Linked DNA regions of Homo sapiens: all the other regions are linked to region 5. A link is a contact called in ENCODE Hi-C or POLR2A ChIA-PET data. All regions are on one chromosome and are shown on one strand. The core of a region is the stretch at or near the end of the contact, and the rest is flanking DNA. Distances in the headings are between cores, read along the strand shown. Region 1 holds the start of CARHSP1-DT (CARHSP1 divergent transcript). Region 2 holds the start of METTL22 (methyltransferase 22, Kin17 lysine). Region 3 holds the start of ABAT (4-aminobutyrate aminotransferase). Region 4 holds the start of ERCC4 (ERCC excision repair 4, endonuclease catalytic subunit). Region 5 holds the start of CLEC16A (C-type lectin domain containing 16A).

Region 1 (2,811 bases), core at 276-2,775, 2.1 Mb after region 5:
ACTTTTTTTTTTTTGGTAAAGAAGGGGTCTTACTATGTTGTCCAGGCTGGTCATAAACTCCTGGGCTTAAGAGATCCTCCTGTCTCGGTCTCCCAAAGTGCTGGGATTACAGGCGTGAGCCACCACGCCCAGCCCAACAAGTAAATCATTATTTATCTATTTATTTATTTTTGAGATGGAGTCTTGCTCTGTCGCCCAGGCAGGCTGGAGTGCAGTGGCACTATCTCGGCTCATTGCAAGCTCCGCCTCCCGGGTTCACGCCATTCTCCTGCCTCAGCCTCCCGAGTAGCTGGGACTACAGGGGCCCGCCACCGCGCCCGGCTAATTTTTAATATTTTTAATAGAGACGGGGTTTCCCCGTGGTCTCGTTCTCCTGACCTCGTGATCCGCCCGCCTCGGCCTCCCAAAGTGCTGGGATTACAGGCGTGAGCCACCGCGCCCGGCCTATTTATTTATTTTTAACTTTTTTTCCCCCCCGAGACGGAGACTCGCTGTCGCCCAGGCTGGAGTGCAGTGGCATGATCCTGGCTCACTGCAACCTCCACCTCCCGGGTTCAAGTGATTCTCCTGCCTCAGTCTCCCAAGTAACTGGGATTACAGGCACCCGCCACCAAGCCCGGCAAATTTTTGTATTTTTCATAGACACGGGGTTTCGCCATGTTGGCCAGGCTGGTCTCCAACTCCTGAGCTCAAGTGATCCTCCTGCCTCGGCCTCCCAAAGAGCTGGAATTACAGGCGTGAGCCACCGCACCCGGCCTCAAGTAAATTTTTGTGTGGACAAACATTTTTATTTCTCTTGGGCGCGCAGACACCTAGGAGTGGAGTTGATGGGTTTTATGGAGACTCCAGGGCTCGTGGTTTGAGGAACCGCCGGGCTTTTTCCACAGCAGCTGCGCGGTTGTTCCCACCAGCCGTCTAGGACGGTTCCTTGCCTGGCTTGGACTAGTTGGTTTCGCTGCTGGGCCTTTTCCCCAGTGGCCCCAATAGGGGCTGCAGAGTGAGGCAGGCACAGTCCTCACCGCCGCCTCCGGGGGCCCTGTTGTCCCGGGCGAGCTCCGGGGACCTCTCTCCTTCCCCGCGCCCCTCAAATACCAAGCTGACCCTGGTCCCGGGATCTAGGCTCGCCTTCAGGGGCTGCTCTCGACTGGCCGTGCCCATGGGCTGGTCGCCTCTCTGTGCCTCAGTTTCCTCTCCTGCAAAACAGAGGTAACATTTTTTACCTCCAAAAACAGAGGACTCAAGGAAGGCTAGAAATGAAACAAGAGAAGAGAACAAAATCAAAATCCCCAACGAGAAAACAAAACCCTGTTTTTCTGGTGTGTGTGTGCGTGTGTATTTTTTCTTTCCCTTTTCCTCCTTTCTGTTTTTTGCTTGTTTTCTTCCGTCTCTCTTTTCATTCCTTTATTTCCTTTCTGCTAAAAGTGACACCCTCCGGGATTATACAGATTTTAGAGCCAAAGGCAGGTGGGAGCCGCACCTGGCGCGCGTGGCGAGGGGAAGGAACTGCACGGGCGCAGGGACACAGTTCCCCCACTTTGCAGGGGCGTTTTCTGCTGGTGGGTGCAGCCCAGCTCCGCCCCGCCCCGCCCCGCCCCGGCCCCTACGTCCCGCGCTCTGCGTTCCGCTCTCCCGCCAGTCTAAGGCGCGGACACAAAGGTCCTGTCCGGGCCACTCCCGCCCCGCCCGCCCCCACCGTCCCGGGCTCCCTCCCGCAGCCCCATTGGCCGGGAGCTCCTGGGGGCGGGGATCGGCGCCCCACCCCCCCTCGGGCCACGCCCCCTCCCCAGCTCCGCGCTCTCAGTCGGAGCGAAGCGGCTGGCGGAGCAGAACGGATTGCAGGGTAGGGAGCTCTTCTCGGGGACCCCAGGATAGGCGCCCCTGGCCCGCGGCCCCGGGAGCCGCAGGGGTGGGGCCTCGGCCTCCTCTGCCTCCATCGTCCCCCATCCTGCAGGGTCTTCTAGCTCGGCAGAGGAGGGCTCCGGGCTGGGTTTCTCGGGGCCTGTTTGGGGAACGCGGGTTGCTCCTCCCCAGGGGAAGGGGTGGGTGTGGCAACAGCGGCAAGGATTCTAGGCGGACGTCGGGTAGTACTTCCCGCCTGGCCACCTGTTCTCTGCGTGCAGGGGAAGCTCTTCCCGCCCTCCCCGCTGCTTTTGCCTTTGGGCGGGAGCCCTGGACGGGGGACTCGCCGGGCGGTGGGGCGAGGCGCGGGGGGCGTCGCACGCGGGAAGCAGAGCCACCCCCCGCCGGGCCTGGCCGCGCCAGCTGTGGCTCGAGGTTGGGACGGCGGCCAGGCCCGGCGGGGGAGGTGGGGAGCCGTCCTGGCGCCGCGCGATTAGCCGCATCTGGGGGAGGAGGAGCCGCCGGGCGCGCTGGGCCCGGGTGTTTGCGCCCGGATGGGGGTGGGGGTGCCTTAGGCGCTGGAGAAAAACTTCACCCGCGCCCACAGGCCCCCTTTCCGCAGGCTGCGCTGGCGGTTCAGGTTTGCAGGCCGGAAGTGAAATGTTCTTTTTTGATTTTTAAAAAGGAAGCCTCCGGCCCTATGGTTTTCTGGGGTTGGAGTGGATGTGTGTGCTGGGGGAGGCGGAGACGTCCCGCTCCAGGCAGGGCCTTGGGTCTTAATAGGTGGGGAAATCTCTGCCAAATAGGAGGCCTCTCGGAGCCTCAGTTTCCCCATCTGCAGACTGGGCTCTGACTTCTTCTGGCATGAGAGGGTGTGTGAGAGTAAAAGGAGGCAGCTAGCCCCGTGCCGGGAGACACGTAAGCTACTGTTTTTTAACTTGCTGTTTTGATATTTCTCAGTCTCTCTGTGCC
Region 2 (2,700 bases), core at 120-2,619, 2.3 Mb after region 5:
GCTGGGATTATAGGTGTGAGCCACCAGGCATGGCCTATAGCGCAATTTTGTTGGAAAACTTACATCCCAGAAAAATCAATGTTCTTTGCTTTTTCCAAAAGTGAGCATAATATTACACACCAAATTTTAAGTATAGACACACACAAAAAAACTCAAATTCTTAATCTCTAGTTGAATTTTCCATTTTTAAATTCAACCCAACCAGGCTTCCCAAGAAATGTACGCTGCAATGTAAGTTCCAGATGAAGGAGATTCCCTTTAAGTGGCTTTCCCTAGAATCAGCTATCTGGGAATAAGGAGGCCCTCTTGAACCTATCTCAGGCCCTCATATACTCAGAGGAGTATATGAGACAATTACCACTTTTCGGGCTTACGACATATAGTAAACGTTCAATAAGCAACAATAGTAAATACTATCATTATAGTAATATAATAATGATTAAAGTGAATGCTGGGAAGAAAGAAAAAAGGTAACAGTTTCTCTAGTCAGGAAAAGTCTCTTTCCGGAAATGCAGGGTCTGTATGGGCTTCGGGCTCCTCTCTTTACTGGGCAGAGCTGAGAAAGGAGACCCAGGTTGCAGATGGGGACCTGCCCCACCACCTCTCCATAGGGCTGCAGGCTCATCCCTGCAGCAGGAGCTAACGTGTTCTTGGCTCTTCTAAGGCTGTGGGGGCTAGACTGAGACGCTACCAGCTTTCTTCTCCTATAGGTCCCCAGTCAGTTGTCCCAAATAAGCAGTGTGCTGGGATCACGGTGTTGAAATAACTTCCCTCCTCATCTTTCTTTCTGATAACTGCAACTCACTCAACAATCAATAATTTGGCGCGATCCCATGACGATTTAGGCCAGGAGCTGGGGAGGGCAGGGTGTGAAGGCCCAGGCTGGGGGCAGGAAAGACGTGGCCTGGCCACGGTGCGTAGAGTGGTAGTGAGGGGCTCCGGGGACGTCCCCCGTGGGGCTACTCGTTCTCTTTGTCTTGTCGCCTTCCTGACGCCACCCTTGTGGGTTAACTATTGCCCTCTCAAAAAACAGTCACAGGTCGGGCACTGCCCTCCCTTCCTAATCTAGAACCGAAGGAGAGGTGCCTGGACCCAGGATGGAAACCCAGGTGAGGACGTGGACTTCTTTCCCCAACACCCGTGTTGAGAAGGGGAAACTGACGCTAAGAGTGGGGTCGGGCCTTAGGGATCTGGGCCTCCGATCTGTGGGAGCTCGGATTTCAAAGTCAGGCTCGGCGCCAGGAGGTTCCCTGCACCCTACCCTATCCCGCCGCCTCTCCCAGGCACTTACCCGCCGCGGGGCCCAGCCTGGGATCCCACCCGACTCCCGTCTCTGTGGGACTTAGGCGGCCGCCATAACAGGCGGTCTGCGCAGGCGCGGCCCCGCCCCCGCGTGCGACCATCCGACTGCCCCGCACCGTGGCTCCACCTACCTGCCCGGGCCGCGCATGCGTCCGAGGGTTGCCGGCGGGCACCTGTAGCCTTCGCTCTGGTCGCGGGCGAGGCGTGTTTGCTGGGGGGACCCGCCTAGGTGGCTAAACTCATTCCTCTAAAAGACTTAAATAGGAGTTAAATAACTCTCCCAGCTACTAAGTGGTAAAGCCTGGATTCGAACCCGGGGTGTGGGATCAGAGCCGGTGCTATTTAACCAGCATGCTACTGTATTTATTATCACGGGTGTTACCGTCATCCATGCTCTTAGTACTCGTTTGTTTGTTTGTTTGTTTATTTGAGATGGTCTTGCTCTGTCACCCAGGCTGGAGTGCAGCGGCGCAATTTTAGCTCACTGCAGCCTTGAACTCCTGGGCTTAAGGAATCCTGTTTCAGCCTCTCTAGTAGCTGGGACTACAGTTGCGTGGCACCATTTTTTTTTTTTTTTGTACAGACTGTATCTTGTTGTGTTGCCCAGGCTGGTCTCAAACTCCTGGCTTCAAGCAGTCCTCCTGCTTCGGCCTCCTAAAGCTCATAAATTACAGGCATGAGCCACCACGCCCAGCCAGTACTTGTTATTATTAATAGGTGGTAGTGATTTCATTAGGTGGTAGTGATTTCGTTAATTCGTATGCTCATCAAGTTTCCAACACCAAGGGGGTGAGACAGAGTGGCAAACATAAGACTCCATGTTTGCTCGTTTTTTCTTGCCTGCAGAATTTCAGAAAGCCTCTGAGTCCGTGACTGAGCACAGCCCTCAGAAGAATCCCCTGAAGAGGATGAGCAGGATAGACCACAGATTCTCACGTCTCTTGCCTGAGTCACTGCATTTTTAGAAAAAGTACAGTCAATAATATTGGCCCTTTTCTCAATCTATATATTCAGTGACATCATGGAAGTCAGCCTGGCCACAATGGAGTAAGCCAGGGGATGGGCCGCAGGAAACGAGGATACATAGGTAGCCAGGGTTAGAACTTTTGTGACATTCTAAGAACTTTGGATTTTACTGTGCGTGAGATGGGGAGCTGCCAGGGATATACACCACACTGACGTGTTCACAGACATGCCCAGACACACACAGTGGTGCTCACTCTCAGACATGTCAGTGAACATACAAATATACACACAGGAACATATGTAAAGTCCACATATGTAAAATCTATATCCCTGTGTGTTCACATATACACACACGCACACACATGGCCTCAGCTGGCAACCTTTGTCTAAATTACTTTTTTTTCTCTTTTCAAAATAGAATTAAATCAACAT
Region 3 (2,927 bases), core at 259-2,758, 2.3 Mb after region 5:
AGAGCAAGACACAACTCACTGCCTCCCTCTCTCCTGCCTCCCAACCTGACCCACCAGAGAAGAGCTCTTCCCACCCCCTCCCCACCCCCAGGTCACCAACATCCTGTCCCTTAGTCTAGCTTCATCAAAGCAGCAAAGCCAACACTGTCTCCTCCCCAGTGGATGGGCCCAGCAGCACCCATTTCTCTTGGCTGAGTGCCCAGGGAATTCCACCAGGCAATGTCCACAGGCGCTTGCGGGGGTGCACACTTTAGGGGGGAAATGCGGGCCCTCTTGGAAGAGGGCCAGCTGTCCTCCCAGACTGCAAGAGAGAATGCATTGAACACAGCCTTTGTGCGTGTGTTGGGGCAGGGAGCGGGGGAGAGGTGGCGGGTGGTCTCTGCTGGTCCTGCTGCCTCAGAGGCCATCTCTGTTGTCAGAGTTTGAAGACTCCTGGAAGGGCCTCTAGGCCCCAGATCCCAGTTTTAAGAGCTCCAGTCTTACTAAATCTCGCTGAACCCCCTCTAGTCTTACCTTGGCCAGGGTGGGTGAGGAAAGGTGAGAGGATGTGAAATAGGTGGGGCAGCCAGGTGTGGGAGTGGAGTTGGGGTGAGGTGGAGAAGGATGGGATTGGGAGCGGTGGGAGGATGGTGCAGGGGGTTACTAGGATGGGGTTTGTGTGAAAGGGCTTGGGTGGAGTGGAGGGAGGTGGATGACTTGGAGGGGTGGCCAGACCTTTGCCCTGCTCCTGAGTATGAAGGTCCCTCATTTTACATCTTTACTGGGGAGGAGAGGGGAAATCCCCAAAAGCCTTTAATGTGGTGGTGTCAGAGGCCACCCTGCCTCTCTGACGGGTAGGGAGGGGTCTCCGGCAGGGCTAAGGGTGAATCATCTATCTCTCCAGAGCCCAGTATCTGGGGTGGGAGGGTGACTTGCAGAGTCTCTGCTCCGGGATTTCCTTGTCTTATGATGGGGGGAGAGCTTCCATTTGTCATGGAGGGGGAGGTCACTGTAATTTATAAGCTGAGAAGACCCCCATTATTCCGAAAGAGAGGGGAGAAGGAAGACACCCAAACTTAGTTTTCTAAGGATGGGGAAGGGGCATCAGTCTCCCAAGAGGTGAGGGGGCTCTAGAGACCTGGAGACCACTTTTTGGGGCCGCATTCTATTTCAAGCGGTAAAAGGGAGAGGACTTCTGTCTAGAGCTGGAGCCAGGAGGAAGGGCCCATTTCTGAAGGAGAAAGGAAGGTATTTTGCTCTCTGGGGGGTGGGAGCCCCTGTCTTTTCGGGGGAGGGCCCCGCGTCTTGGGAAGATGAGGGCTCCGTTTCCAGGAGAAGATGCCCAGGTTTTGCTCCTGGGGGCAGGGCAGAAGGACCTCCTCTCGGCTCCCCTCGGAAGGGCCCGTCCCAAGCCACCCGGCGCCTCGCGCTCACCTCCAGGCCCCGTCTCCGATCTGCGGGATCCGATCCGCCGGGTTCCGACTTGCGGGATGCGCGCCCCGAGTTCCGGCAGCGCTGGGTGTCTGCTCGACTTCCCCCAGCGACTCGCCGGACTCCCTGGCTCCGCCGAGCGTCCCGGCCAATCAGCGCCGCCAGCCCCGGCCCTCGCTTTCGCCACAGCCAATGGGTGCGCCCGCCACGGGCCACCGCCCCCAGGAGGGAGGTGGCAGGCGGGGCGGGGGCAGAGTCCAGCCTCCGGGGGCGGGGGAGACGGGGGCTGGGGCGGGACCCACCAGAGGGACCGCGAGGGCTGGGAGGGAGTCCTGGGACTGGGGAGGAGACGGCTGAGGACCCCCGTCAAGTTGTGGGGACCCTGACCCTCTGGGGGGCAGCTCCATAGGTTGATTTAACCTGGATCTTAATGGGCCATTTACACCCTCAGGGCTGCAGGCGAGTGTAACTCCACCTCCACCCGCGTCTCGGATCCGGTCTCTGGAGCTCCAGAGTCGGAATCAGAAGGGGTTCCTTTGCGGAGAAGGGAAGGAGCATCCCGCCCTCCCCACCTCACTCCCCATCTCGGCGCTCAGGGCCCTGCCAGCCCTTCTTGCTCCCAGCTACTTTCCTCCGCCTGGCCCCAGCGCTCCGGAAGACAAACAGGGCGCTGGGAGTCAGAGGTGGTTCCTTCTGCATGACCTGGAGCAGGTCACTGCGCCTCCTGATCCTCAATTTCCTGAAATTGGGACAACAGAGATTGTACCTCCTTCGTGGGTATAAACGAGACCCTAGATATGATGAAGGTGCCTTTCTACCGTTGTATAAAATGCTGTGTGGAAGATAATTAATACTCAGGTGTGACGGATGGATAGCCCCCCCACAGCTTTCTAGAGGTATTTGGAAAGAGGATGCAATCTTTCAGTGACAAAATCAAAGACACAAAGAACTGCTCATCAAGACAACAGGCGATCACCAAGTCCTCATAATGAATGAATGGATGGATGGAGAGTACAGACCTTAAAGGCAGAGAAAGAGTTCAGCTTGGTTCTCCCCACTCACCCTGATCACTGATAACTTGGTCTGTGGAGTCTTGTAGAACCCTGAGGTCTCTCCTCCTGCTGTCCAGGAATCCAGGCTGCCCTATCTCTGATTACACAAGCGCTATAGTCCTTGCAATTAAAGAATTAAGATAAAGTAAACACATAGATAAATAGAAAGCTGCCAAACAAATCATTCACCTCCTAGTGTCACCTCTGGGGACCCTCCCCCCCAACACACACACACACACACACACACACACACACACACACACACAGAGCAGTAAATAAGAATAATTGAGGCCTGGCACAGTGGCTTACGCCTGTAATTCCAGCACTTTGGGAGGCCGAGGCAGGCAGATCACTTGATGCCCAGAGCTCGAGACCAGCCTGGCCATCATGGGGAAACCCCCTTTCTATTAAAAATACAAAAATTAGCCTGGCATGGTGGCACCTGCCTGTAATCCCAGCTACCTG
Region 4 (2,793 bases), core at 101-2,600, 3.0 Mb before region 5:
AAGCACTGGGGATACCTAGATGAATCAAACAGGATCCCTGCCCTCAAAGAGACTGTGGTCACTCTTCTCAGCTGACATTTTTCTCCCGGCCACCTGATATATCTAGGGGATCATCAGACTTGTCCGACCAAGCTGTGTCCCCTCTCAACACCCCTCAGACCCATGTGTAGCCCCATTCCATCTTTCTCAGTGTTCTCCATTGTCCTTAACTGTAGTTAACCTTTGCCAACATCCTCAGCGTCAAGCTCCAATCCCTTTCTGACCCTATGGCCCTCTTAACACAGCCTTGGTGAATGTCCTATTTCCTGGTCCCTCCTTTTCCCTATTGGGGTTTTTCCAGCGCCTCAGCATCTCCTTTCATGTCTCCCCATCACCCTCAGAGATCTTCCATCCTCATCACTGTTCCCTTTCAGGGACCTTCCTTCTGCCCCCAGAAACTCCCTTAATGGCCAACTTCAGGACTCTCCCGTTATTCCTATCCAGATCCTCCTTCCGACATCTCCCCCTCCCCTGCAGCGACCTCCGATCCTCTCCTACCACTCAGAGCCCCTTCACCTTTCAGTGCCCTTGCACCCATGTCAGGGACCTGCATCCTTCTGGGGACCCCTCCCATCCCTCTTAGTGTTGTCAGGGAATTGCATCCTTCTCGGGACCCCTTCCATCATTCTCACTGTGCCTGCACAGTGTCAGGGACCCGCATCCCCTGGGGACCCCTCCCATTTCTCTTAGTGTTCTTGAACTCTGGTCAAAGACTTGCATCCTTCTTGGGACCCCTCCCTTCCCTCTCAGAGTCCCCGCACAGTGTCAGGGACTGGCATTCCTCTTAGTGTTCTTCAACTCCTGCCAGGGACCTGCAGCCTTCTCGGGGCCCCTCCAATTCTTATCAGTGTCCCCGCACGGTGTGAGCGACCGGTATCCTCCTAGCGACCCCTTACATACGTCTGTGTTCCCGCAGTGTGAGGGACCTGCATCCCCCTGGGGACCCCTGCCATCCTTCTCTGTGTCATCGCGTAGTGTCAGGGGCCTGAATCCCCCTCAGAGCCCCTCCATCCCTGTCAGAGGCCTCGCATCCGCTCAGGAGGCCCTCAACACTCTCGGAGTCCCCTCACTCCCGCGCCAGCGCGGCCGCACCTCCTCGGCCGGCTGCGTGTTGAGCACCAGCACCAGGCAGGCTGGGTGGCAGTGCAGCTGGAGAAAGTGGTAGAGGAGCCGGTCCGCGCCGAGCCCGCGGGCGCACACTACTAGCCCGTCAGTGTCGAGCAGTTCCAGCACCAGCTGTCGCTCGTACTCCAGCAGCGGCGCCATGGCAATCCGTCGAGCCGGCTGCCCTGACTCCATGGAAGCTCTTCCGGGTCGCAGCCGAACGCAGCCGAAGGAAGCCGACTCCTAGTGGAGAGTAGGCCGAACTCAACCGAAGAGAGCCGAGTCCGAGAGGACGGCAGCCAGCCGAACGTAGCCGAGGAGAGCTGAGACTGAGATGATCGTGGGCCGAACGCAGCCGAAGAGGAGCCGAGGCCACGACAGGCGCGCTCTCAGAAAGCCGAAGAGAGCCGAGCCTGAGAAGGCAAGCGTTGGCCGAACTCAGCCGAAGAAGAGCCGAGTGGAGCCGAAGATTCATGGAGTCACCTGTAGGGGCTGGCGCCCCCTGTCGGTGTAGCTTGCAGATATCAGGCTCCATTCACGTCTCTTTTGAGTTTCCACATCCCCTGGCACCCTAGCCTCAAGCTGCCAAAAAGCAAGGGAAGGGGAAGTAAGCCTAAGGAGCTTAATCCCCCGACATCGACAGTTGAAAAAGTTACTGGTCAATATTCCAAATGCGCCAAGAGTTAGTAGCACCTGTTTCCTAGGGTGGTTTTTGGCCCTTCCTTTTGCGATTACTCCCCATCCTTCTTTTAATTTTTTTTTTCTTTCCCGAGACAGGATGTTGATATGTTGCCCAGGCTGGAGTGCAGTGGCTGTGGAATAAGCAGAATCATTTACTGACTTCAGACCTCTGTTTGCCTCCCAAAGACTTCAATACAATAAACTATTTTTAAAAATCCCTCCTTCCACTAGAGGGACACCTCCCGCAGTGTTTGTTCTATACCTAGAAATGCCTGATAGTTGAACTAGTAGAGGAATTGTTTTGTATAGAAACCCCCCACCTTTGTTATTAGAAAATAGAAAATACAAGTAAACAAAAATGAAAATCACTTGTTTCCATTACTTGGAAATAACCACTGTTAACATCACGAAATCTATTTTATTTAGTCCTTTTTTTTCTATCTATATACACATTCTCTCATCACACGGAGTTCTTTTACCGACACGAGATAATTAATATCCCTGATTTAAATCCCCAGCTTTGTCATTAACATTTGGCAAACCTCTGAACATGATGTTTCATATTCTTTTACAAAGTCCTTTTATATGGCTGATGAGATTTCCATTATGTGGGTGTACTTACCTAATTGCTTATTAGAGGACATTTAGTCTGTTTCTGCTTTTTCCCTTCCAGTAATATAAATAATATTTCACTAAACATCTTTGTATGTAAATTCAGCCGTGGCCTTCAGATACACGTCTAGAAATGAATAATCACTGGGATAAAGAGAAAAAAATTTGTAAGGCTTTTCATTCCATTCACATTGCCACATTGCCCTCTAGAAAGCCTATACCAATTCACATTCACACTAGCCGTTTCCAAGAGGATCTGTTCCTCTACCTCTTTACTGCTTAATCTGGTATTTTGCTTACATTTTGTCAAGATGAAAATAGCATATAATTCCTGAATGCTGTTTAAGTGGAAAGGGT
Region 5 (2,700 bases), core at 26-2,525:
GAGAGTGGAGAAGCACTCAATGAAAGCAAGAGAAAGATGTGATGGATAGGAACTGGGATGGGGGGAGCACGTTAGGTAGGGTGGTCTGGGAAGGCCTCGCTGAGCTGATAATAAACACAGCTACCACTACTGGCCACCTACTATGTACCTACTGGGTCAGTCACCTTCCATTTCCATTACAATGTTCACGATCCCCATTTGCAAATGGGAATCTGGAGGCTCAGAGAGGTGAAGTAATTTGCCCAAGGTCACACAGCCAGTAAATGGTGGTTTCAGGATTTGAACGCAGGTGTGGCTGCAAAGCCAGCCTCTTAATTTCTGCACTCCTGGTCCCAAGACCCTATCTGCCACCTGTCCTCCCCCAGAGCTGTAGAGTCATTCCCTCCTCAGAGGTCTCTATTTTTCATCATCCTCCCCAATCGCCCCAAAATCCTGGGTCTCAGCGTGCATGCCCCCAGCTTAGACTCCCCTCGGAAAATAATCTGTTCTTTTATAATAATTAATGCCGTTTAATGAGCAATTGTACGTGTTCTGAGCTTAACGTTCATTCTCTTATCCAACCAACTCTCAACACAATAGCAGGAAGCAGGTGCTGTCACTCTACTCTTTTTACAAGTGGGGAACCTGAGGCCTACATTCACACAGATAGATTCGGACCCAGATCTGCCCGACTCCAGGACCCAGGCCTTTGACCCTCTAAGCTGTTCAGTTTAAGAAGTACCCCGCCAGGAAACTTGGTGGACACCGTCAAGAACAAAGTCTGTGTCCATAAACTGAAATCGCATCCTCTCGCTTTACAGGTGGGGATACGGAGACTCTGAGAAATTAAGCGACTTGTCCAAGGTCACACAGCCAAGAGCGACGGGGTCAGGGTTCGAACCCAGGCGCCCTGACTCCCGAGCCCTCGCTCTTAACCACCACACGGGCTTCCCCGGGCGCCCTTCGCCGCCGCTCTCACGCCTCCTAGAGCCCCGACCCGGAGCTCGGCGCCCCGTCCCCCTGTCCAGCCCCGAGGCCTCCCGCTACGCCCCCCACACTCACTTGAGGTGGTCCAAGGAGTGGATGTTGCGGGAAGTCTTGCCATGGCCCCCGCCCACCCAGCTCCGCGAGCGGCCAAACATGTCGGCGGCCCCGACCCGTCTCTCGTCTCACGGTCTCATGCCGGACCAGCAGAGCGGCCCAGCGCCCGCGGCGGTAGCACAAGCGGAGGATGCGGCGGCGGAGGCGGTGGAGGAACCGCGAGCCGCCTTCCTCCCCGGCCCACAGCCCAGCACTGACATTCAGCCGGAACCGGCCGTTCGACCGCCGCGCTTTACGGCCGCCGCCGCGTGGGGCGCTGGGAAATGCAGTTCACCCGCGTGGCCTTCGGCGGCAGGACTCCGCGAACGGACTACAAGGCCCGGCATGCATCGTGCAACCGCGGGCCTACGGCCATCCACAAAAGGCGGGGCGAGAGGAGGAGCGACCGCAGAATCCTCCGGGTGGGCGGGAATTGGAAGCTTTGGGCGCAGTCCCGGAGAGGGAATCGGCGTAGATGGGTCAAGGAAAGTCACCACTGTAGTAACAATTACTAGATTTATAATAAGAATAAGAATAGTATTGGATGGTGTATACTATGCAAAGCCACTATCCTAAGGGCTTTACATATTAAGGTATTTAATTTTCACAACCATCCTATGAATTGGGTACTATTATCGAACCTATTTTATCATCAGGGAAACGGAGTCACTGAGAGGTTGACTTACCCAAGATCATGCAGTTAACAAGTGGCAAAACCAGGGTTCATAACCACGCACGCACCCTTATTTTTCATTCCCTTTATAAACCAAAACGGCACTAGATAACAACCTTATTTGTCCTGACAGCCTTTTTCTTTTTCCACTTCAATTAAGTGTGTGTGTGTGTGTGTGTGTGTGTGTGTGTGTGTGTGTGTGTGTGTGTGTGTGTTGGAAAAGGCTGGATGCAACAATGCACCAAACTGAACATTTTGTACTTCCAGAGGATTCCTCTGGTCTTCAGCCAGAATCCATGCTATTTCCCAAAGTACCACGTTAAAATGAAAAAGGAAACACCCAACTTTCTGCATGAGCCAGAATATATCTAACTTCTACCCTGGATTAGAAGTGGTAAGTTCAGTGTGGGCAAGACTTCTCAAGTTTACCATCCATTCATTCATTCAGTCACTTCTACATATCAACCTTATTAAAGGTCCACTGTGTCCCATTAACTCTGCTCAAGAAAGAACTGGGCCAGAGGCCAATGTTCTCCCCAGTGCCTAGCACAAGGTTTGGCACATAGCAGGTGTTTAACAAATATTGGTAGAGTGCATGAATGAGTAAAGGTTTGTTTCACCTTCAGCAGTTGGAGAAATGGATAAGAGTGGAGAGTTAATGGTTTGTCCTGTAATTCATATAGAGTGGGGCAAGACAAAGTCATGGAGCAAAAAAGAACAGGATCTGGCCTCCAAAGAAACACACCCAGGCTCAGAAATGTAGGATCCCTGGGCTCGTATTTTTCATCTGTAAAAAGTACGCACATACATACTACACTGCCTTGTATACCTCCGATTAAGCGATGCATGTAAAATACTCAGCTCAGTGTGGCCTGAGATTTAAAGGTTTCTTGAACTGCTTTGGAAGGCTCTTTGGGCGAGATCATGTTTTCCTGAAAGACATGCAACGGTTACCCAAGAGCAGGGGA

What was found. Hi-C counts contacts between places; a loop is a spot of excess contacts on that map. ChIA-PET counts read pairs that join two places held with the same protein, here RNA polymerase II (POLR2A). Pooled maps may share reads with other maps.
Region 1: a map of CD4-positive, alpha-beta T cell shows a loop between it and region 5 (5-fold over the local background). The contact joins the promoter of CARHSP1-DT here to the promoter of CLEC16A in region 5. A Hi-C loop is called at or near these places in 3 of 168 maps with a recorded cell type or tissue (CD4-positive, alpha-beta T cell, ascending aorta and naive thymus-derived CD4-positive, alpha-beta T cell) and 15 of 50 pooled maps.
Region 2: a loop to region 5 is called in a map of naive thymus-derived CD4-positive, alpha-beta T cell, with 11 times the contacts of the local background. The contact joins the promoter of METTL22 here to the promoter of CLEC16A in region 5. A Hi-C loop is called at or near these places in 2 of 168 maps with a recorded cell type or tissue (HL-60/S4 and naive thymus-derived CD4-positive, alpha-beta T cell) and 7 of 50 pooled maps. POLR2A ChIA-PET finds 5 or more read pairs at or near these places in 1 of 52 experiments (HCT116).
Region 3: a loop to region 5 is called in a map of CD8-positive, alpha-beta T cell, with 12 times the contacts of the local background. The contact joins the promoter of ABAT here to the promoter of CLEC16A in region 5. A Hi-C loop is called at or near these places in 3 of 168 maps with a recorded cell type or tissue (CD8-positive, alpha-beta T cell and naive thymus-derived CD4-positive, alpha-beta T cell) and 7 of 50 pooled maps.
Region 4: a loop to region 5 is called in a map of CD8-positive, alpha-beta T cell, with 12 times the contacts of the local background. The contact joins the promoter of ERCC4 here to the promoter of CLEC16A in region 5. A Hi-C loop is called at or near these places in 3 of 168 maps with a recorded cell type or tissue (CD4-positive, alpha-beta T cell, CD8-positive, alpha-beta T cell and ascending aorta) and 10 of 50 pooled maps.

Annotation. Positions count from the first base shown.
Region 1 is chr16:8,867,995-8,870,805 of GRCh38, reverse strand. CARHSP1-DT (CARHSP1 divergent transcript) reads right to left here and starts at 1,525. Exons shown (of 2, transcript NR_186721.1): 1 at 1,478-1,525; 2 at 767-1,193. CARHSP1 (calcium regulated heat stable protein 1) reads left to right here and starts at 1,800. Exons shown (of 4, transcript NM_014316.4): 1 at 1,800-1,840. RefSeq lists a silencer at 1,478-2,437 and an enhancer at 2,578-2,637.
Region 2 is chr16:8,620,367-8,623,066 of GRCh38, reverse strand. METTL22 (methyltransferase 22, Kin17 lysine) reads right to left here and starts at 1,369. Exons shown (of 11, transcript NM_024109.4): 1 at 1,292-1,369.
Region 3 is chr16:8,673,198-8,676,124 of GRCh38, reverse strand. ABAT (4-aminobutyrate aminotransferase) reads right to left here and starts at 1,508. Exons shown (of 16, transcript NM_020686.6): 1 at 1,414-1,508. RefSeq lists a silencer at 1,456-1,915 and enhancers at 1,510-2,009, 2,010-2,511.
Region 4 is chr16:13,918,711-13,921,503 of GRCh38, reverse strand. ERCC4 (ERCC excision repair 4, endonuclease catalytic subunit) reads right to left here and starts at 1,350. Exons shown (of 11, transcript NM_005236.3): 1 at 1,132-1,350. The coding sequence starts at 1,338. All of the region lies in intron 1 of LOC105371093 (a long non-coding RNA gene), which reads left to right. It overlaps LOC124903647 (a long non-coding RNA gene), which reads left to right and starts at 1,426. Exons shown (of 2, transcript XR_007065001.1): 1 at 1,426-1,825; 2 at 1,921-2,039. RefSeq lists enhancers at 897-1,106, 1,147-1,506, 1,717-1,766.
Region 5 is chr16:10,943,139-10,945,838 of GRCh38, reverse strand. It overlaps CLEC16A (C-type lectin domain containing 16A), which reads right to left and starts at 1,275. Exons shown (of 24, transcript NM_015226.3): 1 at 1,042-1,275. The coding sequence starts at 1,121. RefSeq lists enhancers at 1,203-1,262, 1,483-1,662.